2 separate regions of the Homo sapiens genome follow, and region 1 is linked to region 2. A link is an interaction called in ENCODE POLR2A ChIA-PET data of the cell type or tissue named here. Cell type or tissue: OCI-LY7. All regions are shown on one strand. Each heading gives the region's core, and the rest is flanking DNA. Links, peaks and the distances in the headings are about the cores only.

The links. Peaks named below come from ENCODE experiments on the same cell type or tissue, not always from the same donor. Only the 100,000 strongest peaks of a DNase experiment are listed, where the experiment ranks them.
Region 1: POLR2A ChIA-PET joins it to region 2 with 11 read pairs; 3 of 35 experiments call an interaction of 5 or more read pairs at or near these places.

Annotation. Positions count from the first base shown.
Region 1 is chr1:66,390,429-66,407,012 of GRCh38, forward strand. No RefSeq gene overlaps it. Among named protein-coding and RNA genes, the nearest start is that of SGIP1, 140 kb to the right of the region's middle. RefSeq lists enhancers at 6,875-7,054, 9,908-11,107, 10,599-10,678, 10,769-10,818, 10,949-11,078. In OCI-LY7, for the core only: no CTCF peak of the experiment used is centred there; DNase peaks (open chromatin) are centred at 3,713, 6,983 and 10,373; H3K4me3 peaks cover 140 bases; H3K27ac peaks cover 2,183 bases.
Region 2 is chr1:66,447,657-66,464,240 of GRCh38, forward strand. No RefSeq gene overlaps it. Among named protein-coding and RNA genes, the nearest start is that of SGIP1, 78 kb to the right of the region's middle. In OCI-LY7, for the core only: a CTCF peak has its summit at 4,758; no DNase peak of the experiment used is centred there.

The DNA.
Region 1 (16,584 bases), core at 2,807-10,806, 58 kb before region 2:
ACAACTTGATTTTTTCACATCTTCTTTTAAAACAAATAATTTCAACTTTTATTTTAGATGCAAGGAGTACACGTGCAGGTTTGTTACAAGGGTATATTGGGATGCTGAGGTTTGGGGTACAATTGATCCCTTTCCCAGGGTACTAACCCAATAGTTCTTCAACCCTTGCCACCCTCTCTTCTTCCCAACTCTGGTAGTCCCCAGTGTCTATTGTTGCCATCTTTATGTCCATGAGTACCCAATGCTTAGCGCCCACTTATAAGTGAGAACATGAGGTATTTGGTTTTCTGCTCCTGCATTACTTCATTTAGGATAATGGTCTCCAGCTGCATCCATATTGTTGCAAAGGATATGATTTTGTTCTTTTTTATGGCTGCATAGTATTCCATGGTAACAACCTGATTTTAAAATTCATCGAAAAGGTCAAAGCAAGAGAGTAGCTGAATACATTTTGAAAGAAAAAATAGATGACATGGGTCGGGCACAGTGGCTCACGCCTGTAATCCCAGCACTTTGGGAGGCCGAGGGGGGTGGATCACGAGGTCAGGAGATCGAGACCATCCTGGTTAACATGGTGAAACCCTGTCTCTACTAAAAAATACAAAAAATTAGCCGGGCGTGGTGGCAGGTGCCTATAGCCCCAGTTACTCTGGAGGCTGAGGCAGGAGAATGGCGTGAATGCTGGAGGCGGAGCTTGCAGTGAGCCGAGATCACGCCGCTGCAATCCAGCCTGGGCGACAGTGCGAGACTCTGTCTTAAAATAAAATAAAATAAAATAAAATAAAATAAAATAAAATAAATAAAAATAAAAAATATAAAACGTGAACTTCCAGGTAACTAAAATTATTACAGAACTATAATGCTTAAGAAAAGGGATAATGTTACTGGCTAAGAAAATTGACACATGAAACAAAATAGCCTATAAACTGAGCTCCCTATGTGTAAGATTTTAATGTGGACTAGAGGCTTTGTAGTAAGTGATTTTTGAAAGGAAGGCTGAATAAATATTGATCTAATGTGGAGCTATTTATTAATTATTAGAGAAAAATAGTTGCCCCTTTCATATGTCACTTAAATTGAAATTGATTAAAGATAGAAATGAATTACAAGAAAGTATATGAGACCATCTGATCTCAAGATAGAGACAGATTTTTCGAAGCATGAAAAGAAGGAACAGTATAGAGTAAAAAATCTTTTCTCCATGAAATTTAAAATCTTTATATCAAAACTCACTGTAAGCAAGTTAAAGGAAATAATACATGTGGAAAATATTTGCCACATGTATGAATCATGATTATTGGCCTTGTATAATAGATGTCTCAAAAATCAATAAGGGTTGATTTTGATTGTTAAATCAAGAAGAAAAAGAAAACATGCCAGGTCCGGTGGCTTGTGCCTTTAATCCCAGCTATTCAAAAAGCTGGAGTGGGAAGATTGCTTCAGGCCAGGCGTTAGGGACCAGCTTGAGCAACATAGCAAGATCCCTGTCTCTCAAAAAATTAAAAATAAAAAAATTAACCAAGTATGGTGGTGCATGCCTTTAGTCCAAACTACTCAGGAGATTGACATGGGAGGATCCCTTGAGCCCAGGAATTCTAGGCTACAGTGAGCTGTGACCTTGCTGCTACACTCTAGCATGGGTGACAGAGTGATGTCCTGTCAAAAAAAAACAAAAACAAAAACAAAAAACAGAAAGAAGAAAGAAAGAAAGAAAGAAAAGATGAATACTATACACACAAAAAAATGAGTGAAACTCATGAACAAAGGGTTCATTTAAAAAGAAATCTAAATGGCCAATTTTGTGTGAAAAATGTTAACTTTATAAGTAACAAAAGAAATGCAAGTTAAAATAAAAACAGATTACCATTTCTCAAACTGATAAAACTATTTTTAAAAAATCAAACCCTATATGTGATAAATAAAACTCAAGTCTCTACATGCTCACTTTTGGAAGAAGTGTCAAGCAGTGCACTCTTTTGAAGTCTTTTGACTATTATATATCAAAAACCTAAAAAAATCCTGCCAATTCTTTACTAATTCCATTTTTAAATAGAACTGAGGAAATGATTTAAATGTACACATAGGTTTAAGATAAGATAGTCATTACAATATTAACAATGGCAAAAAACATAAAATAGTCTTAGTATCTAACAACATGAAAATAATTATATAATGGAATCCTGTGATATTATTAAACTAATATTTTGAATAATAATTATACATCGTAATGCTATATTTAGGTTTAAATTTATTAAAAGCTGTATAATAAATATTTAATAAATAAATACTTGAGCATGCAAATACATACTACAGGAAAAAAGAAAAATTATCCCTGACATATTAACTTTTTCTCAGAGCTAAGCTTTTGATTGGCTTTTTTTTTACACTTTTTCATGTTATGTTGTCCAGATTTTCTACAATTAGAATACATTATTTTATAATCAGGAAAAAAATTAATTAAAAATTTTTAAGGCTTGATCACCAGCTCATAGGATATCGACTCTAGAAAAGAACATTAACAAAAACCTGACCTGCCTTCTCATTTTTCCCATAAAGAAACCAGAGAATCAGAAAGCTAGATGGTTGGCGAAGGCCAAATGCTATTTGCAAGCAGAGTAAATGTGCCTCCCCAAATGTGCAGCCAAATAGGCCTCCCCAAGATAGCCTATTTCAAAGGATCCCTTTACAGGCACCCAGAGGGAGAAGCCACCAGCCCCCAGTGTTCTTGGGGACACGGCAGGCTAAGGGTAGTTTTCCAACTCATCTCAAGTTCTGGCCATTCTTGTTGAAAAGTTAAGACCAGAAAGTAGAGCTATGACCAGGCCTTAGTCCTGCTGCCCAAGAGACCAACCCGCGCCTGCATAGACCTCTGAGCAGATTCTGAGTTCCTTTCAATCTGGAAGGCTGCATGCCTATTTGAGAGGTGAAGGAATTGAGGGAATCTGCAAATTCTACCCACCTCACATCCAAATACACCATGGTTTTCCACTCCTGCCCTAACACTCAGATCTCCTTTATCTAAAAGTAGGTGTCAGTAGTAGTAGCAGTGGTGCTGGGGTCATTCCATAGATTACAATGTGAACGGTAGAGTTGTGGCAGATGGTGGCCTTGGTCTGGGAGGACTTGAAGGAGTCTGCCATTGAAAAAGGGCAGAAATGTACAGGCGTGCCAAGCAAAAAGAACCATGTGCAAAGGCCCAGGGCTTTGATACCGTGTGATGAGAAGTTCAGCAACGTAGGGTGTGGGGGCAGGAAGGATTGACATCTGATGTGGCTGGATTGTGAAAGGCCTTGAAGACTATGCGAGGGAGGACTATGGGAAGTCAACAGCAGGGTGTGGGAAATGGAAGGGAGTGGCAGGTGGGAACAGCGGGGGCTAGGCCCTGACAGAGGAGGAGCCATGTACCAATAGGGGATTGGGCAAACTGGACCAGCAGATAAATGGAAGTACATCCCTGATGGACTGCAGCCAAATTCAGCCAACAGCCCCAGCTCCAGGCTCAGGCCAGCCTGGACATAGTGCAGGAGGATCTAACTGGCCAGGGCCATCTCCCCTGCCCCAGCTGCATATTCCCCTCATGTGGCTCAGAGTGGACAGCTAATAGGGGATCTGTGTTTCAGAAGAAAAGGATGAAACAAGGCCATACCAAAAGAGGAAGCAGCAGAACTTTGCTCAAAAGAGTTATCAGCTGCAGGGAGTCTCCAGAAATGCTGAAAGGAGGCCTGGACAACAACTGCTTGACTGAGCACAGCCAGCTCTGTTCATGGATGACAGACATGCTTCGGTGGCCAGTGAGCTTAGAAGACAGAGGCCTGTGTTCACGTCCCAGCTCTGCCACATCTATAGTGATGGGCAAGTCATTTATCCTCTCCAACTCTCAGTGTTCTCCACTTTCCCTGTCAAAAGGGCATAATAATGGTCTCTATTTCATATGGCTATTGAGACAATAAAACAATTTATTGCATAGAACATTAATAATTCTGAAGGATTGTTGTTAACTTTTTAATCTTCTTCTTTCATCTTCCGGGGACCCAGATCCATTATTTGTATTTGTATTCCAAGAGAAGAGGAACGGGTATGTGAACAGCCACATATTGGGTCACTTTACATGAACTACCCTCTGAATTCTCCCATGGGCCCCACAAGAAGGGCATTAAGATCTCTCACGGGCAGAGAAGTTGAAATTCAGAGAAGCAAAATCACCTATGTAATATCCCAAGCTAATTTAAGGCAAACAAGTAATTCTGTCTACCCCCAAACTCCTGCCTGTCCACCAACCAGACTGCCTTCCCCAGCTCAAATCTCCACAACCTGTTAGTGCCACCTGCCCCTGTACACCTGCTGCCACGGGAACAAGGGTCCCATCCCCTCAGGCCTCACGCGGACCGGGAACATGGCCTTTGTTTTACTGGCAAAGCTGACCCAGGCCAGGACACAGCCAGATCCACCATCCCTGGGCTCGGGACTATTGTGGGTCACAGATATCCCTTTGACAGTGAGATGTCACACCTGGAACCCACTACCTAGCAAAACATAAGAATTTGGAGTAAAACACCATTTTTAAAAATCTACATGTGCCTTTATCCCACAGGGAGTTCCTGAGGCTTCAGGGAGACTTTCAGGGGTCCAGAGAACCCAGAGGGATAAGGGGCTGGGAGTAATTTTAATGGTGTAGGATCTCATAGGATGGAGTGAAGTGGAGAGTTGCGGGAGGCATTTTTACACTGCTTATCCCACAACACTCTCTAATATGGTTTAGCCCTTTCACCACACAAAGTAAGAAGCTGACGGTTAGACACACAGGGGAGAGGCTGCTTCATATGGCAGAAAGAGCTGGGACTGCCAGTCCATGAGATGTTTGTTACAGTTCTCATTTCTTTACTTATTTTGCTGGGTGATCTTGGGCAAGTGGCCTAGCTGCTGTTACAACACAACCACAATGATAACTGCCATTCATTGGGTGCTTCCCAAGGGCTAGGCCTTGTCCTAGCCTCTGAACGTTTATTATTGCATTTCCTCTTCACAATAACCATAGGAGGTAGCCATGATTTTCTCCCTTTCGTGGATGAGGGTTGAAGCATGCTGCAGACTCAAAGCCCCTCCCCAGGGCTCTACATCTACCGTAAGGCCACCTTGGGCAGACACTTCTCCTTTATAGAGCAGGGAGCCTCTGACAATGCAAACGTCAATGTCAGATAATTTTTTTTCTTTTAACAATCGTCACTCTGGATGATGCTGGGGTGGTGTGTGTGTGAGGAGTGTTTCCTAGAGAGACATTCATGACAGTTCTTAAGGTCAGGGGCGGTATGGCTGGAGCCACATTTGTGAAATTTAATCACCAAGATTCCCCTTCTTTCAAAAGAGTAGAGCTCCTTCTTCTCCTTTCCAGGCTCTCTGTTTCCGGAGCTTTGGGCTTTACTCTCTAAGAGTTTCAGATGTGTTGAAACTCTGTAGAATTCAGGGGAAATCTTGCTGGGTCAGAGCCTGCACAGTTATCCCTCTGGGAGTTTCCAGCTTTGTGTGGGCTCAATGTCAACAATTTTTGTTCGAGAAGCTCTAGAGCTGGCCAAAGGCCAAAGTTACCCTGGCCAGGTTGTTGGTGAGAAAACTTAAAGGTTATACTTCTATAAGAAGAAAGAGAAATTGTCTTAGCCACAGGCAAATGACAAATGTGTACAAGGGTTTTACATTTGCCATCTCATTCAGCTTCCACACGGGAGACAGGGGATAGTATCCCCATTTTAAAGAAGAGAGAATTGAATTGGCCAAGGTCACCCAGATAATAGTAGAATTGGGAGAGATTTTTCTTTTCAAAACCAGCTCTTCATTGCCCATCGTTCCTTGCTAATTCTCCAGCTGAGACACAGGATCATGTTGCAGTATAAGAACATACCAGACTAGCTGGGATTAAATTTTGGCCTGACTGTGGGCTAGTTACTTAATCATTCTGAATCTCAGTTCCTCATGCATGAAATGAGGCTGAAATTACCAGTATTTGCTTCACAGGGCTCTTGTGAGTTTTCAATGGGTTAATATGGGGGAAATCTTAGAACAATGTACATGACATAGTGTCAGCTATTTTAATCATATAACTTGATTTAAGAAATGCACTGTTGTTTTAGCAGGTATATAGTGTACACTAGGGGAAGGAAAATAATTCTCAGACAACAAATCAGACTCTGTGCCGGGTGGGTGCTTCAGACTCATAACTCATTTAGAGTGTTACCACAGTCCTATGAGTGAAGCACTTAACAGATGAGGAAACTGAGAAATAATGTGCAATGTGACTAATGTTGCTCAGCTACAGAGTATTCGAGCTGGAACACAAACCCCAGGCTGACCCTAGCACTTCTACCTTTCCCTCTGTCGTGGTGTCCGACGCCACTGGATGGAAACGAAGCAGCCCAACAAGAAAGCATGTGCTGGAAAACACATATATGTGACTAGAGGACCACCAGGGAGGGAAGGGCTGCCATCTTACTAACGTTGCCTTATTTTACAAATAAGTTATTTCCTGACCTAGTCTTCTGTACATTTAATTGTGATTAATACTGAAAATTAAAATGCACAAAGCACAGAGGAACCTGGTATTTCAGGAGCCTCCTGTAATTGATTCAGAATTTGAAGACATTCATCTGTATTTGTTGTTTATTGTCTTCCTACTATGTGCTGGATCTGAGGGTTAGAAGGTTAATGGAGGAGTGACACAAAGATTAAATAATGACACACTGAATGGCATGTTCACTAATGATGATAAGCACCATTAAAGACAGCTGGATGGAATTTAAAGGGGTAGATGGTAGTCTGGTCTGATCTAGCCAAGGGCCCAAGAGACAGCATGCAAAAGTCTAAAGGAAGAAGAGAAGGAAAGGATAAATATCACAGACAGAAAGAAAAGCATGAGCAAAGGCTTTATGGCAGAAGGAGCATAGACTATTTGAGGAACTGAAAGATTCTCTCTGTGTCTAGACCACAGAAAAAATGGGTTAAAGAAGTTCAAGATGAGGTTGGAAAGGCAGGAAGGGGCCAGAGTATGCAGAACACTGGTTATCATATAGAATCGGTCTTTGTTCTAAAAGGATGGGGAGGGATTCAGATAAAAAAAATTAAGATTTTTTTACAAGGGCTGTAAAATTGCAAGTAATCTGTTTAGGTTATGATTAACACAACATCATATCATTGTATTATATACTAACATATGGTTAGTATCCATCATATTGTGAAGGTATGACAAACAGCCTTCAACTTACATCCAATTCTGAGGATAATTAATGGCTATGGGAATAATGTGTTGAGACTCAGTGGGTATATCTGGATCCAGTAGGAATGAATACTATTATCCATTAACAATATAGGCCTGTCCAGGCACAGTGGCTCATGCCTATAATCCCAGCCCTTTGGGAGGCTGAGGGGGGCAGATTGCTTGAGGCCAGGAGTTTGAGACCAGCCTGGCCAACATGGTGAAACCCTGTCTTTACAAAAAATACAAAAATTAGCCAGGTGTGGTGGCGCATGCCTATAGTCCCAACTACTCGGGAGGCTGAGGCATAAGAATTCTTGAACCCAGGAGGTGGAGTTTGCAGTGAGCCGAGATCGTGCCACTGCACTCCAGCCTGGGCGACAGAGAGACTCTGTCTCAAAAAACAAAACCAAACAATGTAAACCTGGAATAGACTGAAGCTGGGTGTTCTAACTGTGGCTGCATAAAGCAAAGGGGCTCTGTCATAAGACTGCCCCAGGTCTGAATCACAGCTGTGCCACTTGGTATCTGCTGGAACTTGGGCAGTTTACTTAGTAACTCAGAATCTCAGCTTCCCAAGCTGTAAAATAGACATAGAAGTACCCATCTTCAAGGGACTTTATGAGGATTATTGGAGTTGAAATGTTTAACAATTAGGCACATGATGGACTTCATAATAATAAACTTTCTTAATGTATAAAGAGAATTTGGAAGTATAATTGCAGAATATTTAAAGTTGAAACTACCTTAGGGTAAGTGGGAAGGAAAAAACAGAAAGGACAACTTATTTCAACTTTTCTCAACATAAGTTATCTTTAAGTATGAGTGCTACACAATAGACCTTTACAAAAACAACCAAGAGGGCAGGTGTATGCTCTGCATGCATTCATTCACCAGGTTTGGTAAATGAGTTACCCATTTACCCCGGTAGTATAAGAGATTATTAAACTGTGGCACCAAAAGACAGACATACTAGATGTTGGACACTTGAGCAAATTTGTAAGCTGTCCATCCAAATTTTTAAGCTGCAAAAAGGAAATTGTTAGAAAACCATTAGATGACTTGCACACATTGAGGAGATGAGACAGTTGGGATGCTGAAGATTAAGAGGATTTGTGAAGAGGATTTCATCAGAGAGAGGTGTTAGTGAACAGAGTCTCAGATAACTCCCGGGTTTTAACTTTTTCAGGCATAGTGCCAGGTACAAAGTTGATATTCAACAAGCATTTATTGAATGAATGATTGAATGAATAACTGATATATCACTATAACCTGAAATAGGTAAGAAATAGGGAAAGAGCATTAAGAGTCTTTAATCTTGAGGCTGCAAATAAATTATATCACATAAAATTAAGAAAGTTGGCTGGGGGCAGTGGCTCCCATCTGTAATCCCAGCACTTTGGGAGGCCAAGATGGGCGGATCACGAGGTCAGGAGCTTGAGACCAGCCTGGCCAATATAGTGAAACCCTGTCTCTACAAATAATACAAAAAATGGCTGAGTGTGGTTGCTCATGCTTGTAGTCCCAGCTACATGGGAGGCTGAGGCAGAAGAATTGCTTGAACCTGGGAGGCAGAGGTTGCGCTGAGCCGAGATCGCACCACTGCACTCCAGCCTGGGTGACAGAGCGAGACTTTGTCTCAAAAAAAAAAAAATTTTAAGAAAGTTTGCAGGTGTGATGAGGGAGCCAATTTTTATAATCTTTGAAGAGTATGGAGTAAAATTATAGAAGACTAGAAATAGTTTCTCCTTTACAAAAAAAGCTGAATTTCAGAAATGATAAAACTGTGCCATTAATTTTGGCAAAACACTAAAGTGTATTTCTAAACAGTTAGTCATGAAAGTAGTCTTCACCAGGAGCTAGCATTTGTCTGTTAGGGTTACTAGAGTAGCCTGAACAGGAACATACTAAAAATAATGTATTCTGATTTTAGGGAGAGATTTGATAGCTGGGTAATTGCAAAAATGTGGTTGCAATGATAAGACAGGCATAATTGTAGTTTGTAACTACCTTACACAAATTCATTAATGGCAAATTAGTCTAGATGGAATCCCTAGATTCAGGATGTAGAGTAGTGGTTTGCAGTCCTGGTCAACTGTTAAACAAGGAAACTTTTACAACACATCAATATCTGCCTCCACACTCAGAAATTTAGATTTTTTTTGTCTGGTATGGAGTCCAGCCATTTGAATATTTCAAAAATTCTCTAGTGTTCTAACATACAAAGTTTTAATCACTATTTTCTTAATGTTCTATTCTTGGCCATGGACTTTACAATATATTTTTAAGGAACATATTGAATGAAGACAGAAAAACTCCTTGTGTTGTGTTTGTAGATGAGTCAAAACTAGAAAATGATGACATTAAGCCTGAAATGAGCAAACAAATGAAAACCTTCAACAAGACAGAAAAATGAGCAAAGACACTCACAAAGTAAAATGTCTTGTTACAGAGGTATTTTGCTAATGAAATGAGTCAACACGTAGAAAGAACTTAGAGCAGAATTAGGTACATGCACACTCAATACATTTATCACACCAAATCCTGCTCACCGTAGGTCAGCATTCTCTCCATATTAGAGAAATGAAGGTACAAAGAATGTGCCCTTCTAGCCTAAGATCATGCAGTAAGTTGCAAACCTGGGCTTCAAACCCAGTCCTGACTCCAGTGTCCAAGTTCTTATTTACTATTCTGAGTGTTAGTGTGAACTTTGATTTTAGGACTGAAAGGGATGTTAGAATTTACCTCAGACATTTTAGAGAGAAAAACTGAGGTTTGGAAAGGTGAGTCATTTGCCCAAATGCACAAAGATAGAGAATGGTAGAGGAAGAAGAACGAGGAGGAGGAGGAGGAGGAGGGGGAGGAAAAAGGAAAGGAAAGCAAAGGAAGGGAAGGGAAGGGAAGGGAAAGGAAGGAAAAGAGGACAAAAGGAAGGAAAGAAGCCAGGTCCTGTGTTTAGGGACCTTTCCAAATCAAAGGAAATCTGGGAAGGTTCTAACTTATTTCACGGAAAAGGAGTGCATCAGGAGGGAAATCCACAAGAAAGCTTTGAGAAATGCTCTCAAAGAGGTTCTGACTCTCACAGGTAGTGCTAGACGTTTCTCAGTAATCCTGAGATCAGTCTATTTCTCTCCCTCACAGCCCCATGCCTGGACTAAGCCTGTTTTGTCTTGTCTTGTCTTGTCTTGTCTTGTCTTGTCTTGTCTTGTCTTGTTTTGTTTTGTTTTGTTTTAGAGGCAGGGTCTCACTCTGTCACCCAGACTGGAGTGCAGTGGTGCCGTCAGGGTTCACTGCAGTCTCTACCTCCCAGGCTTAAGTGATCCTCCAACCTCAGCCTCCGGAGTAGCTGGGACTACAGGCACACACCACCATGCCTGGCAAATTTTGTTTTGTTTTGTTTTGTTTTGTTTTTGTAGGGATGGGGTCTCACTGTGTTTTTCAGGCTGATCTCAAACCCTTGGCTTCAAATGATCCTCCTGACTCAGCCTGCCAAAACACTGGTATTACAGGTGTGAGCCACCATGCCTGGCCTAAAGGTTTAATTAAAGAGGTGAACTCCCATGTCAAGGAGAGTGTTAAAAGGTAAGAATTGAAGTTTGTTTTCTCTGGCTTAGGGAAATCCTGACCCAGAGATGTGGAGAAGGATATTGAAGATGTTTTATACCAAATTATAAAATCTTGGATTAGGAGATTTCAGAAGACTTCCTAACATGTACTGTGGCTGCTCTTGCCACATGAAAAAAACCCATGGTCCTGTAGAGTATGCTCCAGTGATTTCTGGGAATCCCCAGGTGGAATCCCACATGTACTCATGAACCAGCTTTATTGGCTACTATGTTGCTTCTACCCCGTTTTTTCTTTTTTCTTAAACTCATTCTGTGTAACGAAGCTGCCTCACTCAGTAGTGAGAATGAAGATTAAATGAGATAGCACATAGGCACTCAATAAATCAAAATTTGTTGCAATAATGCCATTAATAATGAAGAAAAATAACTCCGCTAGTCGCTTCTGCTATTTTAAACTAGATGTCCACTGGAGTCAAGAGAGACTAGAATAAACTACTAAGGAATATTTGAAGGGAAAGATAATCCTTTTCTGTCAAAGACAGTGATTCAGGCTTCAAAGGCAGGAGGATGACCCAGTCTGGACACAATAACAATTCCAGGCACAAGTTGCTATGTGTTGCAGGCAGGATCTCCTAAATGGAGTCCTGGTGGACACCTGTCCTAAAAGCACCCAGAGCTCACACTGCTCCAGCCTGCACCTCTCACCTCCAGCCACCTTGGAGAATGAAGATAAAGACAGTGATCACTCCAGAGTGCATGCTGAGGCTCAGGGCCTGTGCTACATGCTGCAAGTATGTGACCTCACTGAGTCCTCACAGCAACTTATAAAGCCAATGCCCTTTACAGAAGGAGAATATATAAATTCATAAGAGTTAAATACCTTGCCCAAGGAAGTGTCTATTTTCTGACTGTAAGACACATCCTTAACCCCTCTGTATATGTCAGGAGTTTCCGGTAAATGTTCTCTACCTAGACCTGCAAGAAGGACTCCTTCTCTGCTCATCTGCTTAGACCCTAAAACCATCCCCACATCCTGGCCTCCTATGAGTCTAGCCTGGCTGCTTTGCATCCTCCCCTCATGGGAGTATTTGTGAAGAATGGATTTAGCTTCTTGGCTCTGCAGCTTTGCTTCTGAGCCAGACAGAGGACTCACATGACTCCAAGTGTCAGGTCCCCAGGGACACCAGTGCGAACACCAGCTGCAGCTGTGACTCCTTTTGCACACACTGTTTTTGGAGGAGCTCTTACCACACTCTGAGGGACTGAGCACACTATTCACTTTCTGAAGGGTACTGAAGGAACATCTGGGGTCATCCTGCCTTGGTCAATATCCCTACATCTCTGCAGTAAAAGGCAAGCTCTTCTCACCCTTCCAAGCACGGAAATGCCTGCTGTCAGGGAGAAAACTTCCAGCAAAAGCTGGTGCTTTTGGACAGTACCAGATCTCCCTATCCCAGCTGATTTTCATAATTTCCTAGTCCTGAAATCGAGGCAGCATTTGCCAATGTCTATGCTTCTTGCTGGCAAGAAGATACAGTCTCAGCAGAATCTGCATGCAGCACTTTGGGGAAGAAAACTTGAGTGTTTTCAACATCTATCCTGCAGGCTTGATGTCCAGGTTTCCATGTAGGTCCTTGAAAGTCATGTCTAATAGAGTTGTGTACTACGTGTGCCTCAAGCTCCAAAATCCTTTGTCAGCAGCTCGAAATGACATCTGCTACTTGCTTAAAACCTCATGTCCTTCTTGAAAGTATTAGCCCCACTCTCACATTAGTTTAAGATCCTCATCAGAGAATTTTCTAAAGAGCCTGTATTAAGGATTTCACGGGAAGATATCCTTGATCTTCCTCTGTAATGCATCTCAATTCCTTATAACCTAACCCAAATACAACAAACCAAAATAATTTTGAGATCAGACAGACTGAAGCTGAAATTACCCAAAATGCCACTGGTCAGGTTTCCTGGAAACAGACTCATAGAGGGAGATTTTTGCCAGATGTTTCTTGGAGAGTGCTCTCGGGAACATCTATAAGGGACCAAGGGAAACAGGACTGGGCAGAGAGAGTTGAATAGAATGAAACAGAGGTTTAAGCTGATCCCATGGGGGAGTTCTGAATCTGGGTTGGCCTTTTAGAGATGTCTCAGATTAACCTCTCTGACCTTCGTATCTCTGCACAGACCAGCTTCCAGGGAGAGGTTGTGTGTAACCTTGGATAAGGCAGTTACCTTTGGTAAAGAGAGCCATTTTCAAAGAGGAATTTACTTATGGGCCATCAGCAGGCAATGTTTGCAACCACTGGGGGCACTGAATGCCTTTGTTTTAAAGGTGGGATTTAGGTGGCACACCACAGCATCCACTGCACAAGGAAACTCTCTTACTCTCTAGGAAACAGAGGCCTAGAGAAGAAAAGCGGGTGGCCCAGGGTCACACAGCAAGGTGATGGAATAAAAAAACAGTATGGACTGCTATGGAAACCGGGAGCATTAAAACAAAAAAGACAAAAACAAAACAAAAAACACTAGAATTGCAATGAGGACCATAAACCTCAAAATGTTTTCCCTCTAATATCAATATACCTATTTTTTTGCTAAGCATATCCTATTGTGCCAGCCAGTGTGTTAAGTATGTTACATTAATTAATATATTAACTAATCAGAGGGAACCCCATAAAGTAGGTATTATCACCCTTATTCTGTAATGAGGAAACAATTTAGTAGCCTAGCAAAGTGTCTAGCACATATTAAACATCCGTCTGTCTCCAATGCCTGTGCTTACAACCCACACCTTCCTCTCTACAATTCACCTAGGAGCCTTCTCTCTACCATTGTAAATTATGCTATCGCCCCAATCATCAACAGTTTAAGAGAGGAACAAGTCACCATTCTCTGCCCAGCAATCCCTCACTGCCATGAGAACTGCTATTTTTGTCACCATTTGTGATTCCTTACTAGTCCACCACCATTCTTATGCTGGCTTCATAAAATGAATTTCTAGTTTATCCGGCCAAAGGCCCATGGATCACAACGCTGTGACTAAACATTCTTTCAAGCATACAGCAAATATTTATTGGGTGCACGCTATGTGCTGGCGTCCTGCTAAGCACTTTGCATTCATTCTCTCGTACCACCCTATGAGGCAAATATTTTGATTCCTACTTTATAGATGAGAAAAACAGAGGTTTAGATAGTGCAATCACTGACCCAAGATCACGTAGCCTGGATTTAAATGCAGATCTGTTTTGCTTTGACAAAGCTGGGTTCATTCATTCTCTGTTATTAAGCAAACATTTATTAAGTTCCTACGCACAACCCAGTACTGTGCAGAACTGCACTGGAGATAGAGCTCCACTCAGGACATATGCTCTCATTCCTTGCCTTTGTGGCAGTTGCATTCTAGAGGAAGAGTCACAAATACAAAGGCCTCCAGGGGCTTTGAGTTAAGTGGATGGGTGGGGAGTGCAAGGAGGGGACAGCTGTTCTCTGCCTTCTTAAGGCAGTGACTACTCAACTCCAACCAAATGTTGGTATGTGAGAATATGGGCCCAGAATTGCCAGCTTTTCCATTCTTCAAGAGGAGCCAGAAATCTATATTTTATGCAAAATGCCTTGATGTCTTAAAATTGTGGACTAAGCCAACTATTCTGTTAGCATGAATGTGTGTTAAACAAAAGGCATATGTGGGCCAGATTAAGCCCTGGGGGACACCACGAATGCCATCTTATTCTGAGACTCCTAGAAAGTCAGCCCACTTAAATCCAGGTTAATCTCATGTCGAAATGTCAAGTGCACCCTACATGTTCCCTGAATCTGGGGACTTTGCCTATGGTACAGGAAGCTTTAAGTCATGACTCAAAGTTTTCTTGCTAGAGAAACCCTACAGTTTATTTCTCTTATTCCTTGAAATTCCATTCTTCCCTGAGTCTAGGCTATTAGCTGACCTGCTTCTGTCAGGAAATAGCTGGATTGTGGGTGTCTACAAACAGTAAGAGAAGGCTACGTGACCACCGCTCACAGCCTCCTTCCCCCTTCTTGTTCCTGCTGCCACCAGATGGTTCTGAGATAATGCCACGTCTTTCCTGCAAGAAACAACATTTCCGAGCCATTCTGCTGATCCCTTCTGGCTGTCTTGGGAATGCAATTTCTGGGCCTCTCCCCTCCTGTCATTGCTTCCCCTGTCTTATCTTCAGAGGGGTAGGGGACCTGAGCTGGTCCCTTTCCAAAGAGAGTCAATCATCCACCATGCTGGAAGTACAGGGGCTCACGTAGATGGTGTAAACGTGCAAACTCGAGTTCTGGCTCGCCCATGTATGCTTACAGTATGTTTGGGACCACCCAATCATTTCCAAACTTATGTGTGATACCAATCTCACTCCTTATCTCTGCTGTGAAGATTCATATTCTCTAATCAAACAAGTGGAGTTCTTAGTCTCCCAAAAATCCTGTGGGAGACAAAACAAGATGATCTTTGCCCACAAACCTGGCATCCAGCCAAGCTTTGATCTCTGATTCCAGCCCCTCCCTCAGTCCTCAACATGATTCTCCCATGATGTTAAACAACATCTCTTCATACCTCTGTTGATGACACAAGAGTCAAAGAGTGGGGATCTAATCAGTAGTTACTACCTGCTCCTGGATATTAATTGGTAGGAAGGAGAATTTGGCCCCTGAGATGAGATCAGTATTAGCTGTCAGAAAAAGCTGGCATCATTAATCTGTTTCAGTGTGAACCTGAGGGCTGACATGCAAAGATCTGGGGCTGGCCGGATGCAGTGGCTCATGCCTGTAATCCCAGTACTTTGGGAGGCCGAGGTGGGTGGATCACCTGAAGTCAGGAGTTCAAGACCAGCCCGGCCAATATGGTGAAATCCCGTCTCTACTAAAAATACAAAAATCAGCCAGGTTTGGTGGCATGTGCCTGTAATTCCAGCTACTCGAGAGCCAAAGCAGGAGACTCGCTTGAACCCAAGAGGCAGAGGTTGCAGTGAGCCAAGATTGTGCCACTGCACTCCAGCCTGGGCAACAGAGGAAGACTCCATCGCAAAAAAATAAAAAAAATTAAAAAAAAAGGGAATAAAAAAAAAGGGAAGAAAAAAAAATACCTGGGGTTTCTAACCCAGGGAATATGGAAGATATTCTGAATACATTGCTTGACATTGGCAGACATTGGCTCTTACATTTTACATTTGAGATTTCAGTTATTTTCAAGCTAACTTCTAAAGGCCATGTCAAGCCACCATTTTCAAATTTTGCTGAGGCACAAATTTGGATTGCACAATGAGAAGCAGGTAGTTTGACAAATGAATGAGCCCAGCTAATTGCCTGATACCTACCTTTCTATGGTATTTTGTCTCCACTTAATACAGGATTTCCTTTAATCTTCACAAAGAGCCTGTTGGGGAGGTATTATTACTCTCATTTTACAGATTCATGAATAGATCATGGGCTATGGGCTATGGTAATCTACATAAAAATGAGAATTGAAGAAAATCTCAAATAGTATCTCATTTGCACGTCAAGAGTCTACTGGACTAATTTTTTTCTTCTCTATTTGGAACAATCTAGTTGAAAAAAATACATCACTGCAATGATCTGGAAAGAATCTTTCAACTATACCTCAAGCATCAACTGAGGCCTTCTAGACTATGAGATGTATGAGATGTAATTAGAGTTACCACAGCCTCCAATTCCACCACCTAGATGAGCCTGAATCCCAGACTTGTTTGCCAATTCTCTGAGCTTTACAATCATAAGGGAGTTCCCTTGTCTACAAGCCCTATC
Region 2 (16,584 bases), core at 3,079-11,078:
CAAAGAAACATAAAATACTAGTTCCAGCCATGATGCGAAGGGCAGGGGAATTGGACATGCCTCATTACACCCTCCTCTCTTTGGAATTCAGGCACAACTGTCCAGCATTAAAATTAAAACAGAGATCTCAAGACTGACAAAACAGACTCTGGTAACATTAAGATACCAACTTCCAACCTGACTCAAGCATAGCATCACATGACAGATAGCAGGGCCTGAAAGAAACAAAAGTATTTTACCCCAAATTATAATTCTTTGCCATATTTTGAAATGGCCCTGCAAAGCTGTCTCCTGTGGGGAAAATTTACATTCTGCAGAGAATCCCCTTCCCTTTCCAGGTATTTTTCTGACCCTGAAGGGATTAGATGAGAGTTTAGCATTTTTAAAGGTATGAATAGGAAATATTAGAATATTAGCCATTTATTACTTCTAAGAGCAGCTGCCTATGAGACTTCACCTACATAATAAGAACTGTGGTCTCCACATCACCTTACGTTAACCCAGACACTCCTTTCTGTTGATTCCAGGTCTTTAGATAATAACTAACTCTTTCAACAAATTGTCAATCAGAAAATCTTTGAATTCATCTATGACCTGTAAGCCCCCACTTCAAGTTGTCTCACCTTTCCAGACCAAAGCAATGTATACCTCATATGTATTGATTGATGTCCTGTGTCTCCCTAAAATGTATAAAACCAACCTGTAACCCAACCACATTGGGCACATGTTCTCAGGACCTCCTGAGGCTGTATCATGGGTCATGGTCTTTGCATTTGACTTAGAAGAAATCTCTTCAAATATTTTACAGAGTTTGGCTTTTTGTCAACAGAAACAACCATGTGTAAAAGGTCAAAAGAAATGGAAAAGGAAATTTTAAAAAAGCAAGAAAAACAGAATGTGAAAACTGGGCTGGGCGCAGTGGCTCATGTCTGTAATTCCAGCACTCTGGGAGGCCAAGGTGGGAGGCCTTGAGCCCAGAAGTTTGAGACCAGCCTAGGCAACATGGTGAGACCCCCATCTCTACAAAAAAAACACATTCAAAAAATAAATACAAAAGTTTAAAAACCAATATGGCAGATTTTAGAAAGAACTAAATAAAACTCGTAGATTTCAAATACACACCCGGATCGCAATGGCTGAATGAAACAGCAAATTAAACAAAGATGAAAAGACTATTAGAGAGTTGGAAAATATAACTTGAATAAATTACCTATAACACAGCCCAGAGATATAAAAGGATAGTATATCCAAACAGATGATCAAGATACATAGATGAGATGATGGAAGCAAATTCTAACGCAACTAATTTGGAGTTACAGGAGTAAAAGTTGGTGCACAAGCAGGAGGAGGGCTTGCAAAGCAGCAGTTAGGAAGGTAGGGCGAGATGGTGAGCTGAAATGATCATGGTGGTTATGACGATGATAAAAAAACTGAGGATTCTGAGGTTAATAGCCATTTTCACTATTTTTAAAGCACATCCCACAAGGAGTAGAGCTGATCAAATGATAAAATGAAAGAAAATACACAAGAGAGTTGCTGCTATTTTTAAACGATGAAACTGAATGAAATGGTGTTTGGGAGGAAGCAAAAACAAACTTAAAAATATACAATCCATAGTGATGGACTTGGGAACATAGGATCAAGAATGCTTTGTACACTTTCTTCTTTGTTTTCTAAAATTTCTACAATAAATAGGTAGACAGGGTCTATTGCTTAGGATTGCAAGCTGTATTAGGTTTGCATGGGAAGAAAAAAATGATTTCTCTGTACCCTTCAGGTTCTTTGGCTGAGCCATGAATTAAATTGACATAAGGCATATTAACAGGTGAAAAATAATTTGAATTGTGTATGTATGCACAGGAGTCCCACAAAAATATGAGACTCAAAGAAGAGCTGAATGATTGATGCTTATATATTATGGAATCCTGAGCTACAGACAGAAAGAGGGGTTTGGGGCTCCTAAGGAGTAGTGGGGACAAGTTATGGAAGGATGAGGGGGGGGAAATGTACAGTGAATAAATGTGGTCTCATTATACAGATAAGGATCTCTCAGGTGGTAAGAGTTGTCTCAGGAGCAGCTCTTTCCTTAATACAGATATCTTTATTAATAAAAATTTTCCTTAGAGATGCACATTTATTTTACAAAAGGGTAGCTATTCAGAGCGCTCTTGCATCTAGTTTCTCAAAATAATCTGCTAATAAATAGCATGCCCAAGAGGAATATTTAGGGGTGATTTGTCCTGAGCTCCAACAGTTTTTTAGAGCTACTGTAACAAAATACCACAAACTGGGTGGCTTAGAACCACGGGCATATTTAATGTCTCACAGTTCTGAAGACTAGAAATCTAAAATCAAGTTGTTGGCAGGGCCACACTCTCTGTGAAGCCTCTCGGGGAAAATCTGTTCCATGTCTGTCTCCTAGTTTCTGGAGTTACCAGTAATCTTCATCACTCTAACCTCTGCCTCCTGCGTCATTACACAGCATCTCCCTGTGTGTCTGGGTCTCTGTGTCTCCTCTCCTCTAACAAGGATACCAGCCTTATTGGATTAGGGACCCACCCTACTCCAGCATGACCTCATCTTAATTATATGTTAACTTAATTACATTTGCAACAACCTTATTTCCAAATACAGTCATATTTGGAGGTTCTGGGAAGCACATGACTTTTAGGGGACACTATCCAACACAGTACATGGGTGTTTGGTTTAAATCTTGGCTCTGCTACCAATTAGCTACGTAAACTTGAACAAGCTAGTGGCTATTTTGAGCACCCTGTTTTCTTATCTGTAAAGTGAGGACAAGAATACTCACTCCATAGACCTTTTGTGAGGATTACTGTGAAGGGCTGTGCTTGTGCCTATTGCAGAGTAAATACTTAGCAGGAGAGAGCTATTATTTTTGTTTTCACTGTCAGAAAAAATTTTTTTTAACAAATTTAAAGACAGAGAAAAAAGAATCACCTTGTCAGTGGACCAAAACATGCCATTTAAACAAAGCAAGCTTTGGGAAGCACCATGTCAACCTAACATTCGTTTCTCTCTCACATTATATTTAGTACCTAGTAAAAAACCTAATTTAGCTCAGGATATACTAGGTTCTAGTTAACTGATTGTTTCTGATGCAGGAGATAACATTTGCATCTATTTCAGTCTCAGGCTAAGAGGCTCAGAAAAGATACACAATTTTAGCTAAGAGTACCTGCCTAATCTAAAAGTATCTATTGCTACATTTTTTCATTTTTTTTTTCCTACTCTGCACAAGCTTGACTTTCCAGTTCATTTTAACTTGATGTCAAGTATATCCAAGGCCTTTTGGTTAAGAGAAGGGAGCCGTATAATCTACTTGACAGAAAATAGCTTCCTTATCAACCTAATTAAATTTCTCTTCATTAAGGTTGCATATTATGGATTTAAAGATATGTTATCTGGGAAGGTTATGATACTAACTTATAAGAAATTATTAACATTTTAGGATGTATTATTTTTCCAATAAATTAGACCCTTAAGAGGGCAGTTCTTTCTGAGGTGAGGAAGGAGGTTCAGGAACATTCCAGAGCCTGGTTCACTTCAGGGTACACTTTTTATCTGGGAAAAGGTAGTGAGAGGGTAACTGAGAGCCTCTGAGAGGCAACAGATTTGCCACCTGAGAAAAAAGCCCCTGAGGCAATGACTGTGTTACTTACATGTGTATAATGTTCCATGTGCTCCTCTGAAAATACCCATGTGGCTTTGTGTACACATATATTTAAAGAATGTGTAAGCAAATATAAGCAGGTTATGAAACATACACACAAAACAAAAAGAAGTTGGGTGCTGGAGACACCCTGCCAGAGCCCACAGTTAAGCTCCCCACATCCCAGCCTGTGATCTGGGCAAGTAACAGAAGTTCATTGGGCCGGTTACATCAGAGCCCCTAGGGTTATTTTAAAGATTAACTTTGTTACTATTGTAAAACACGTAGAATATTGCTTTACACAATATAGGTTTTTAAAACGTCCTTAGTAATTCGCTTTTTTCTTCCTGCCAAAGACATGAAGATGTTGTGCCTCTATTTGTTCTTCATAATCTCATTATGAGTTTTGCTTTGGAACAGTAGGTTATAATCACCTGAGGATTCCCTTTTGAGTTGATGAACAGGATGAAGCTAGCCCGTTTCCAGCTGAATCTACATCAAATTAAGGAAAGCAAAAATATTTTTTAAAGAACAGACTGATGTTTAGTAATGGAAGCAATAGTATTTTAGTAGTGAAAAAAAAAAAAAGGCAGTGCCTGCTATAAAGACTGACAGCCTGAAAAACCTAGTATGTCTCTGTGGGTGGATGCTAACACAGTTCTTTATTTTTATTTATTCATTAATTATGTTGTTTGGTAGAGACTGAGTCTCACTATGTTGCCCAGGCTGGTCTTGAACTCCTGGCCTTAAGCAATCCTCCCACGTCAGCCTCCCAAAGCACTGGAATTACAGGTGTGAGCCATGGTGCCCAGCCCAACAGTTTTTACTAGTACCAAAGTAAAGAAGATTTTTAAAAAGGCATATTCTGTCTTATTGCCGTTGTTTCTAATCAGGAAGGCAAACAATGTAGACAGGAACAAGTTTAACCTTTGGGGGAAGTGTTTGTTTAGTAAATATCACATTGTTTAATCCAAGAAGCCCTTTTCCTTCAATCTGTTAGCAAACAGAGGCCTCCCTGAAAATCAGTGTTGTGCATCTTAAATAAATATCTTGACTGGACCAGACCAGCTGGGTCTGACCACAAGGGGAAGCATATTCTGACATTAGGCTTTCTCTCATCAACAGGTTGGATGTGATGGGCCATTGAAAAAGGGATGATGGGTCCTTAGGTATAAGGAGCTGATGGGCTTATGGAGAGAGCCAGATGTGAATGCATTTTGAATGGGCTGATTCCTTGCAATGTATTTTTTTTCAAATTATTCTATTATCATAATGATCACAAGAAACAATGGTAAGTCCCTGTGTATTTTCAGTCTATATATGCCCTGGGCCCTGTTATTAGCCTCCTCCTTCCCCCAGGATGTGTAGAAACATCAAATAGAGCCTACTAAGTCTCAGACATTATTATAAATAGTTGGATACAACAGTGAGGGCCTCTGACCTCATGGAGTTTACAATCTAGAGAGGAAAGGGGGCTACCCTGGTTTAGGTGTCCAGGGAAAGCATCCCCCGAGAAGTGACCCTTAAGCACAGACATGAATTGGTGATAGAACCATGTGATGAGGGGCTCCAAAGCCAGACTGCTTGAGGTCAAAATCCTGGTTCTGTGTGAAGTTTCCAGAACTTTCTATGTCTTGACTTTCCTATCTGTAAAATGGAGATGAGAGTAATTGCTTCATGGTGTTGCGAGGATTAAATGGTTTAGCAGTATATCGTCAATCATAAGGCCGTATTTTTTCCCTACATTTTGACATCTCAAGATCAAGAACTTCTTAGAATGAATAGGGCTTACACTCACTGATGGGCATGCAGCAGTCCTGATAAAGTGGTTAATGATTGCTTAGGAGCTAAGACAGTTGCTGTCCCAGGTGGCATGACACATTTGCATCTGCTCTGTGCCACAAACCATTAAGGACCATTTGAGGAAGAAACATGAAGCCTGATTGTTGGAAAACATTTTGTGTGACACCCTGTAGTCAGATCTAAGATGCTCAAGTATCAAAACTGGGAAATGGGTGTCAGCAGCTTGGAAGAAAATTCTGGAACTGGAATCCCGGAGTGAAGTATTGGTAAAAAATATGACAGTATGAGTCTCTTCATGGCTCTGACATCATTATGTAGACAAACCCGGACTTTGGCAATTCTGTCAAAACTGATTGAGAATGGGCAGACTCCAAATGTAAAGAAGGCTTAGAAATTGATTAAATAATTTATTTTACTTATATTTTCCTTTTTATGTGTGAACAAGTATGATCTCTAATTTTTAAAATTACATCCAAATAAGGATCATTTTTCAATAAGAACAAATAAAAATTCAAAGTGACAAGAAAGCATGGCTCATATTTAATTGGCCACAGTTTTTTTCTTTCTTAGTGGCTCATAAAATAATAATACATCTTACAAAGGATGCATCTTAGAGTCCATGAAAGGTTGGTGAATCTTTTACAACAGTGCCTGGCAGTAGCAAGCTTTTGGTAAACCATTATCAGTATTTCTCGGTTCTTTTGGGGACAATGGTGCTCACCTCTAAGTTTTACTGCTCAGTGTACATCTCTCACTTTCTAAGCAAATCTCTTCATTAGGCTCTTACTACAATTCATGGAGAAAGGAATAAGAGCTAGCACAGAGGAGGTGCTCAGTAATTATTTATTGATTAAATGAATGAATGACTAGATTCCTGCTAAGCCCCCTCCTATTTCAGAGAGCAAGTGTAAGAAACTTCCATTGCCTCTCTAAGGACTGTCCTTGTCAGAAGCTACCCTAAAATTGTAGGCCTTTCCTCTCTCCACCCAGCACTCCAAGTCATAATTTGCTTTCCAGGATGGTGTGTCTCTGCTGTAGCCTGGGATAGAATGGGGCGGCAGAGGTCCCCCTTTACCCCGCTTTGTGCATTGCATGCTCTCAAAGTCTGGCACATTAAGCTATACAGATATATGCAAATTTATATACTGAAGTCCTGGTATAAATTATAGCTCTGTAAGAATACTCTTCTAGTCGTCTTTCTCTCCACCTTATCGTCTCATTCTTCACCCATCTCTCTCTCTCTCTCTCTCACACACACACACGCACACACACACATAAATAAGCACAGGCATTGAGGGGATATTAAAATAATTCTGAGTTGAGGAGAGAGAGTTCCAAGGAATTCAACAGAGAAACTGGTGAGGGCTTTTGAAAAGCAGATGCTGATCCCTGTCCTCCGTGGGTTTAACTCCAAGGTGGTGAATGCACTTAGAGAAAATTGGGGATTTTGGAGTCATGGATGGAGTCCTGTGCTCTGCTTCTCTTGTGTACTGGGAGGCAGCAAGCACCCATTCCCTATGTCATCATGGTTTTGGGAGTAGAGAGGAGACACTGTCTGAGACTTCCAGGCCCAAGGGCCAGAGGCAGACTCTGAGCTCCTTCACTGGCTGTCAGAGCATTGAGAGGAGCACCGTGCTTCTGGTGCAGCCTAGAGAATCGTGGATGTGACGCTGGAAAGTAAAGGAGCTGACGGTGCCTGGAGGCCAGGGCAATTCCCCCATTATGCTATTGTCAGGAGACTCTGAGAGCCCCCAGAAACCTAAATGCCATAGCAGAGGGAAAAAAAATTGGGAAAAAGTATAAAGGGACAGCATTTTTCCTGAATCACCTAAGAATACCGGGTATGACAAACTTTACTCTTAATTGGCAATGTTGCATCCCATTACTGATGGAGTAGGAACTTAAGGAAAAAGCCATGTTTAGTTCAAGAGGAAAAAAAAAATTTCCTATATGTCTAAGTATGTGGCTTGAATATTCTTACCTGCTGTATGCATACATTCTAAGAAAACTCATTAATCTGGAGGAATTATGGGTGGAAGCAGTGTAGTCTAAACCTATAATGAGAAAGAAAATCTCTTCAATTAGCAAGAAGTTCCCTTGCTCTTGTAGTCAGTTTCTTAAAGGAATATAGACCAAAGGCTTATCCGAATCATGAAAAGAAAACAATATTAATTTCTTGTGAATGTTCTCTTTGATTCCAAAGGAAGAACTCTGGATGCTTTTTATTGTGTGCATTGGGGATTTGAGGGATGCTGGCCATTCTTTTCATAGATGAATTAACATGCTAAAGTAATACCCAGAAAGCTTGTTTCCCTAAAGAAAAAATATATAAACTTAACTATGTAGAAATTCCAGCAAAAAGATTGAAGGACACCAAGGACACCTAAGTAATAGAAATGTGAATTTTGAGAAACAGCAGTGGAATAATTTCCTAAAAGAAATGTCTCAGATGCTAGATGTGAAAGAAGAGGCGAATGCCAAACTGTGGAGTGAAAGCACGAGGATTGGAACAGGAGTGCAAAAGGAGTGTGAGAGTTAAACCCTGGAATTAATGAACAACTCTGAACTTATTCAAGAAGTAATGGATGGTTATATCAACTGGAAATATTTCATTCAATAATAAAAGGTTGTCATAAACAAAATTTTAAAGTAGAACATTAAGAATGGTAGAGTTTTTGTTTTGTTTTGTTTTGTTTTGTTTTGTTTTGTTTTGTTTTGTTTTGTGACGCAGTCTCGCTCTGTCGCCCAGGAGTGCAGTGGCGCGGTTTCAGCTCACTGCAAGCTCTGCCTTCCGATTCACGCCATTCTCCTGCCTCAGCCTCCTGAGTAGCTGGGACTACAGGCACCCGCCACCACGCCCGGCTAACTTTTTGTATATTTAGTAGAGAAGGGGTTTCACCGTATTAGCCAGGATGGTCTCGATGTTTTGACCTTGTGATCCGCCCACCTCGGCCTCCCAAAGTGCTGGGATTACAGGCGTGAGCCACTGCGCCCGGCCAAAAATGGTTGAGTTCTTAATTTAGGATTCTTTGCCATTAGCCCACAGATGTCTGTGACATATTTGGCGCCCTCACCTTCAATCACTGGGGGGATTCTGAGCCTTCCCTATTATTGAATGGTGAGTATCATATGTTCCAGAATTAACCAGGAGACACAAGCTGTACATGCTCATGCGCGTATCTTTCCCAACTTAGGTGCTTTGCTTCAGTGAATAAGCCAACTGGAGCGGTGGCCAATGGTGGGTGCTCCTGGCACCCCCTTCGACTACATCAGCACCAAGACATGCTTTTGTTTGTTGTGTCTTTAAAAATCTTGCTTTCATATGAATTTCTTACATTTGTTAGTTTTAAAAATATACTTAAATTAAAAATCATACATTTCAGACTCTATTTTTAAATTTTTTTATTTGTATAAATTTAAGGCGTATAAGTGCAGTTTTGTTACATTGATATATTGTGCAGTGGCGAAGTCTGGGCTTTTAGTGTATGCATCACCTGAGTAACGTACATTGTACCCATTAAGTAATTTCTAATCCCTTACCCTCTTACCACCGTTTCACCCTTCTGATTGTCTAATGTCTATTATTCCACACTCTATGTCAATGTGTACACATTATTTAGCTCCCGCTTATAAGTAAGAATGTGCAGTATTTGACTTTCTGTTTCTGAGCGGTTATACTTAAAATAATGGCCTCAAGTACCATCCATGTTGCTGCAAAAGAACATGATTTCATTCTTTTTTATGGCTCAACAGTATTCTATTGTGTGTGTGTATATGTGTGTATGTGTCTGTATGCATAAATACCACATTTTCTTTATCCAGTCATCCACTGATGGACATTTTAGATTGATTTCGTATCATTGCTATTGTGAATGATGCTGCAATAGACATAGAAGTACAGCTATTTTTTAATATAATGATTTCTTCTCCTTTGAGTAGATACCCAGCAAGATTGCTGAACTGTACATTAATTCTATTTTTAGTTCCCTGGAGACTCTATTTTTTCTATTTTCCAGTCTTCACCAGTTTTCCCAGTAATCCCATTGTCTGCTCCAGGATCCAATTCAAGACGCCATATTGTACGTAGTTTTCATGGCTGTATATTCTCCTCCAGTCTATGACAAGAAGTTTTAATAAATAAATGTTTTGATATCTAACAATTCTTTTAATCTATGTAAATTGAAAACAAGAGAAGAAAAAGTCCAAAAGTTATATATGGCTACGACATATGTTAAGGATGACTGAGACACAATACAGTGCCTTAAACTGCACTAACAAATTTATTTAAATAAGATAAAATTCAACAATTTTAATGTACAGTCCTATAAATTTTGACAAACACATACATCTGTGCAGCTGTATGTTATAATCAAGACATAGAATAGTTCCATCACCCACAAAAAATATTTTATCTATAGTCAATCAGTGCCCTAAAACATCCAGCCAAACACTCCCCTAAAACACTCAGCCGTGGCAACAACTTTATTGGCATGACGTTGCTCATATATCCCCTTGTTATCTTTTAATTACTGTGGACTATGTAGTGATTTCACTGCTCTCATCCCCAGTATTGATTATTTTTGGCTTCCCTCTCTGATCAGCATAACTAGAGATTCATCAGTGTTATTGATCTCAAAGAGCAAGCTTTTGATTTCATTGATTTTCTCTGTTGTTACTCTGTTTTCTATTCCACTGATTTTTGCACAGATCTTTATGATTTCTTGCTTTCTGCTTTGGGTTTAATATGTTCTTCTCTTTCTAGTTCCTTAAGATGAAAACCCATATTACTGATGAGAGGTCTTTCTTCTTGTCTTATATAAGCATTTAATGCTATAACTTTCCCTTCATTACTGCTTTAGATGCATTACACAAATTTTAATTTATTGTGTTTTTATTATCATTCATTTTTAAACATTTTCTCATTCCCATTATGCCTTACTCATTGAGTCATAGATTACATAGAACTGCATTGTTTAATTTCCATTTTCCCCATAATTTTCCAGGTATTTTTCTGTTGATTTCTAGATCAATTTCAGTACGATCAGAGAATATGGTTTGTATGATTTCAATTCTTTTAAATTTGCTAAAGTTTGTTTTATGAGTAAGAAAATGGCAATCTTGGTGTACTTCCATTTGCACTTGAAAATAATGTGTATTGTGCTATTGTTCTATTGTGGGATAGAATGTTCTACTAATGCCAAGTAGGTTAAGTTTGTTGACAGTGTTACTCACATGTTCTCTAAAGTTATTGATATTTAAAATTTATCTGTTCTATTAATTACTGAGAGAAGAAAATTAACATTTCCAACTATAATTATGGATTTATCAATTTCCCTTTTAATTCCATTAGTTTTTGCTTAATGTATTTTGAAGCTCCATTGTTAGGTTCATACGCATTTATGATTGCCATGTCTTCTTTATCATTATGTCATGTTCCTCATGATTCCTGATAACATTTGTTCTAAAGTCTACTTTGATATTTAGTCCCTTCACCTTTCTTTTGATCAGTGTTTTTATAATCCATCTTTTTCTATTCTTTTAATTTTAACCTGTATTTAAAATGAGTTTCTTAAAGACTATATAGAGTTGATGAGTTGCTTGTTTATTAAATTTGATAATCTGTGTCTTTTGTTATGTTTAGACAATTTGTTTAATATAATTATTGATATATTCTTATTAAAACCTACCATTTTGTTAGTTGTTTTAAATTTTTCTGTCCATCCTTTGCTCCTCTTTTTCTGCTTGCTTTGGATTGGTTATCTTTTTACATTCAATCTTATCTACACTTTTGGCCTATTATTCATATATCTTTTAGAAATGTTTTATTTTTAGTAGCTGTTTCAAGCTTTATAATGTGCATCATTAATAAAGCACGGTCTTAGGCCGGGCGCAGTGGCTCATGCCTGTAATCCCAGCACTTTGGGAGGCTGAGGCAAGTGGATCATCTGAGGTCAGGAGTTTGAGACCAGCCTGGCCAACGTGGTGGAACCCCATCTCTACTAAAAATACAAAAATTAGCTAGGCGTGATGGCGAGTGCCTATAGTCCCAGCTACTCAGGAGGCTGAGGCACAAGAATCGCTTGAACCTGGGAAGTGGAGGTTGCAGTGAGCTGAGATTGCACCACTGCACTCCAGCCTAGACAACAGAATGAGACCCTATCTCAATAATAAAAATAAAAATAAAGCACAGTCTTACTAAAACAATATCACACTACTTCGAAGGCTTTAAAAACCTTATAGCACATGCTTCCAATTCCTCCCTCCCATAACTAGTGATGCTATTGCGGTCACACATTTTAATTTTGCATATGCCAAAATACATCACTCTTATTTTTGCTTTAGAAAACCAATAATCTTTTAGAGTAATTAAAAAGAAAAAACTTTTATACTTATCTTTATTTTCATCACTTCCAGAAATCTTCATTCTTTGTATACATCAAAATTTCTCTCTCGTAAAATTCCTTCTGCCTGAAGAGCTGTCTTTACACATCTTGTAGTGCAGGTCTGCTGATAATCAAAGATCTTGGCTTTTGCTGTCTAAAAGAGTATTTATTTCTCCTTCAGTTTAAACTGTATTTTCACTGGGTATAGAATTCTAGGTTTACAGACTTTTTGTTTGTTTAAGTGCTCCAATGATATCACTTTATTGTCTGCACACTTGCATAGATTATGACAAGAAGTCTGTTGCAACTTTTTTCTTTTCTTTGTTTCTCATTGTATGTGTCATTTTCTCTATAACTTTATTTCCAGCAGTGTGCTGTATCTTGCGGTGTGTGTGTGTGTAGTGTTTAATATTTTTGTGCTTGGGGTTCTCTCAAATTTTTGGATCTGTTGTTTGTCATATTTCATTATTTTGGGAAAAATATTGGCTGTTATCTCTTAAAGTACTTTTTCTGTTTAATTTTCTATCTTCTTCCAGGGTTCTAATTACATGTATATTAGACCACTTGATAGTATTCCAGAGTTCCTGTATTCTCTGTCTCTTTTCCTTTTTCACTCTTTTTTTCTCTTCGTGTTTTACTTTGGGTGATTTCTTCAAGTTCAGTGATTCTTTCCTCAGCTATATTGATTCTTCTGATAATTTCATTAAAGTAATTTTTCATTTCTGTTGCAATGATTTTTACTTTAAGCTTTTCTATTTGTCTTTCTCTTTATTTTCGATTCTCTAGACAGACATTTCCCATCTATTCATACATGTTGTCCCTATTCTCTCCTAGAGTGTTTAATAAATTAATCATAGTTAATTTAAATTCCTGCCTGATAGTTCCAATATCTGGGTAGGGTCTGAGTTAGATTGTTGATTGCTTCATCTCTTGACAGTGGTTGTTACATCTTTTTATTGCATGCTGGATAAAGTATACAGGACAGTAGACATTAAGATAAATAGTATTTATGCCTAGAAATAGGAATACTTATTCTTCTATTGGTCATTAGTGTTGGAGTTTGAGTCAATATGGTCAGAAATTCAGCTGGGTTTCAGTTGTATTGTTGCTTCAGTGCCCTGCCAGTTTCATTCCTCTGGCATTACCTTATGCTTAAGATGGAGACTGGTTTACCTGATAATTTTACTCAATGTGCCTGATCTATCCTCAGTTTTAGGCCTTCTCTGAGTATCTGCATATCAAAGAAGTTGTCTCTTCAATTTTCTGGCCTTTTACCCAACAGTAGGCTGCTATCACTTGTTACTTGGCGCTTGCTAGTATGGTAACGGGGAGTGAGAGATGTTTTCTGTTGTTGCACTTCAACCAAATTCCTAAGCAGACCCTGTGGGAAGTTTTGCTGCCCTTCCACCAACAACTTAAGTCTTTTGTTCCTTAGGGTAGAAGGGACTTGGCAGGATTTTGTGCTTTTCCCATAGCAGAGGCAGTTCCCCTTGTCCAGGCTCGTATTAGTTAAGATTTGTCATGTTTCTGGAATCTTCTGTTGTGGAACAGAATCAACATTCTTTTTTTAACTTTTATTTTAAGTTCAGAGGTACAAGTGCAGGTTTGTTATAGTACATAGGTAAATGTGTGTCATGGGAGTTTGTTTTAAATATTATTTAATCATGCAAGTATAAAGCCTAGTACCCATTAGTTAGTTTTTCTGATCCTCTCCCTCGTCCCCCCTCTACCCTCTAAATGGCCCCAGTGTGTGTTGTTCCCCTCTATGTGTCCATGTGTTCTCATCATTTAGCTCCCACTTATAAGTTAGAACGTGCAGTATTTGGTTTTCTGTTCCTGTGTTAGTTTGCTAAGGATAATGGCCTCCAGCTCCATCCATGTTCCCACAAAAGATATGCTCTCATTCTTTTTTATGGCTGTATAGTATTCCATGGTGTATGATATGGTTTGTCTCTGTGTCCCCACCCAAATCTCATCTCAAATTGTATGCTCCATGTGTCAGGGGAGGGACCTGGTGGGAGGTGATTGGATCATGGGGGTGGATTTTCCCCATGAGAACCATGCTGTTCTCATGATAGTTCTCACAAGATCTGATGGTTTAAAAGTATGGCACTCCCACCCTCACTCTCTCCTCTGCTGCCACCTTGTAAGATGTGCCTTGCTTCCCCTTCACTTTCCACCATGATTATAAGTTTCCTGAGGCCTCCCTAGCCATGCATAACTGTGAGTCAATTAAACCTCTTTCCTTCATAAATTACCCAGTCTCAGGTAGTTCTTTATAGCAGTGTGAAGAAAGACAAATACAGAAAATTGGTATTGAGAAAGTGGGGCACTGCTATAAAGATACCTGAAAATGTGGAAACAACTTTGCAACTCGATAATGGATAGAGGTTGGAACAGTCTGGAGGGCTCAGAAGAAGACAGGAAGATGTGGGAAAGTTTGGAACTTCCTAGAGACTTGTTGAATGGACTTAATCAAAATGATGATAGTGATAGGGACAATGAAGTCCAGGCTGAGCTTTTCTTAGATGGAGATGAGGAACTTATTGGAAACTGGAGTAAAGGTCACTCTTGCTATGCTTTAGCAAAGAGACTGGTGGTATTTTGCCTGTGCCCTAGAGATCTGTAGAATTTTGAACTTGACAGAGATGATTTAGGGTAGCTGGTGGAAGAAATTTCTAAGCAGCCAAGCATTCAAGATGTGGCCTGGCTTTTTCTGAAAATGTAGTCATCTGTGTTCACAAAGAAATGGTCTGAAATTGGAATCTATGTTTAAAAGGACAGCAGAACATAAAAGTTTGGAAAATTTGCAGCCTGACCATGTGGTAGAAAAGAAAACCCCTTTTTCTGGGAGAAATTGAAACCCCATTGACTGCAGAAATTTGCGTGCATAAATAAAGAGAAACAGAATGCTAATAACCAAGACAATGGTGGTGTCTTGCCCTGACATGTCTCCAGGGCATTTCAGAGATCTTCATGGCAGCCCCTCCCATCACAGGCCTGCAAGCCTAAGATGAAAAAATGGTTTCCTGGGCAGGGCCCAGGGCCCCACTGGTCTGTTCAGACTTGGGACATAGCACCCTGCAACCGAACCACTCCATCTCCAGTAATGGCTTTAAAAGGGGTCAAGGTACAGCTCAGGCCATGGCTTCAAAGGGTGCAAGCCCCAAGCCTCAGTGGCTTGAGGTATTAGACCTATGGGTGTGCAGAAGACAAGAGCTGAGATTTGGGAACCTCCTCCTAGATTTCAGAGGATCTATGGAAATGACTGTGTATATGTGCATATTTTCTTTATCCAGCCTATTGTTGATGGGCATTTAGGTTGATTCCATATCTTTACTATCCTGAATAGTGTTGCAATGAACATAAGTGTGCATGTGTCTTTATAACAGAATGATTTATATTCTTTAAGGTATACACCCAGGAATGAGATTGCTGGGTTGAATGGTATTTCTGTCTTTTGGTTTTTGAGGAATTGTCACTCTGTCTTCCACAATGGCTGAACTAATGTACACTCCCACCAATAGTGTATAAGCATTCCTTTTTCTTTACAACCTCGCCAGCATCTGTTATTTTTTGACTTTTTAATAATAGCTATATTAGTTTGTTCTCACACTGCTCTGAAGAACTTCCTGAGACTGGGTAATTTATGAAGAAAAGAAGTTTAATTGACTCACAGTTCCATAGGCTTAACAGAAAGCATGACTGGGAGGCCTCAGGAAACTTACAATCATGGTGGAAGGTGAAGGGAGAGCAAGCACCTTCTTCACATGGTGGCAGGAGAGAGAGAGCAAAGGAAGAAGTGCCACACTCTTTTAAACCATCAGATCTCATGAGAACTCAATTACCATTGTGAGAACAGCAAAGATAACCTGCCTCCATGATCTAATCACCTCCCAACAGGCCCCTCCTCCAATTTGACATAAGATTTGGGCAGGGACACAAATCCAAACCATATCAATAGCCGTTCTGATTGGTGTTAGATGGTAACACCAGAAAAGTGTCTGTTCATGTGCTTTGCCCACTTTTTAATGGGGTGGTTTGTTTTTTTCTTGTAAATTTGTTTAAGTTCCTTATAGATGTTGGATATCAGAGCTTTGCTGGATGCAGAGTTTGCAAAATTTTTCTCCCATTCTATAGATAATCTGTTTACTCTGTTCATAGTTTCTTTTCAACTCTGTTTACTCTAGTCACTGTTTTATCTCCAGCACCTGGAACAGTGCCTGACACATAATGGTCACCCAATAAATATTTATCCTATGAATAAATGAATGTATAAGAAAGTCCCTCTGTTTTTCTAGGTATAACAAATTTCATCTCAGGCTGATAAACAGGTAATATAAATTACATTTCTTAAGTGAAATTCATGTTGTTTTGCAAACTGCATGTTGAATCCATTATTCATTTTGGATATATCTCTTCTAAAAAGAAGCAAATAAGGACAATTAAATTTAGAAAATTGGTTTTCGAGTAAAACATAAGAAGCATAAGGAGAGATCAGTCACCCAACAGGTATATCTGAATGCCTTCCATTTGTCTAGCTCTATGATATGCACTATGGGGAGCAGGCACACAAAAGTACTGGAATGAGTCTCAGCAAATAGCTACAAGAGAGTTAGGCAGAAGTTGATAGAGAAAAAATCAAAAGAAAAATAAACGCTAGATCTGCACATACCTGTGCCTCATTGAAAACATTTTTTAAAGATTTAGACAAAGAAGAAGTTA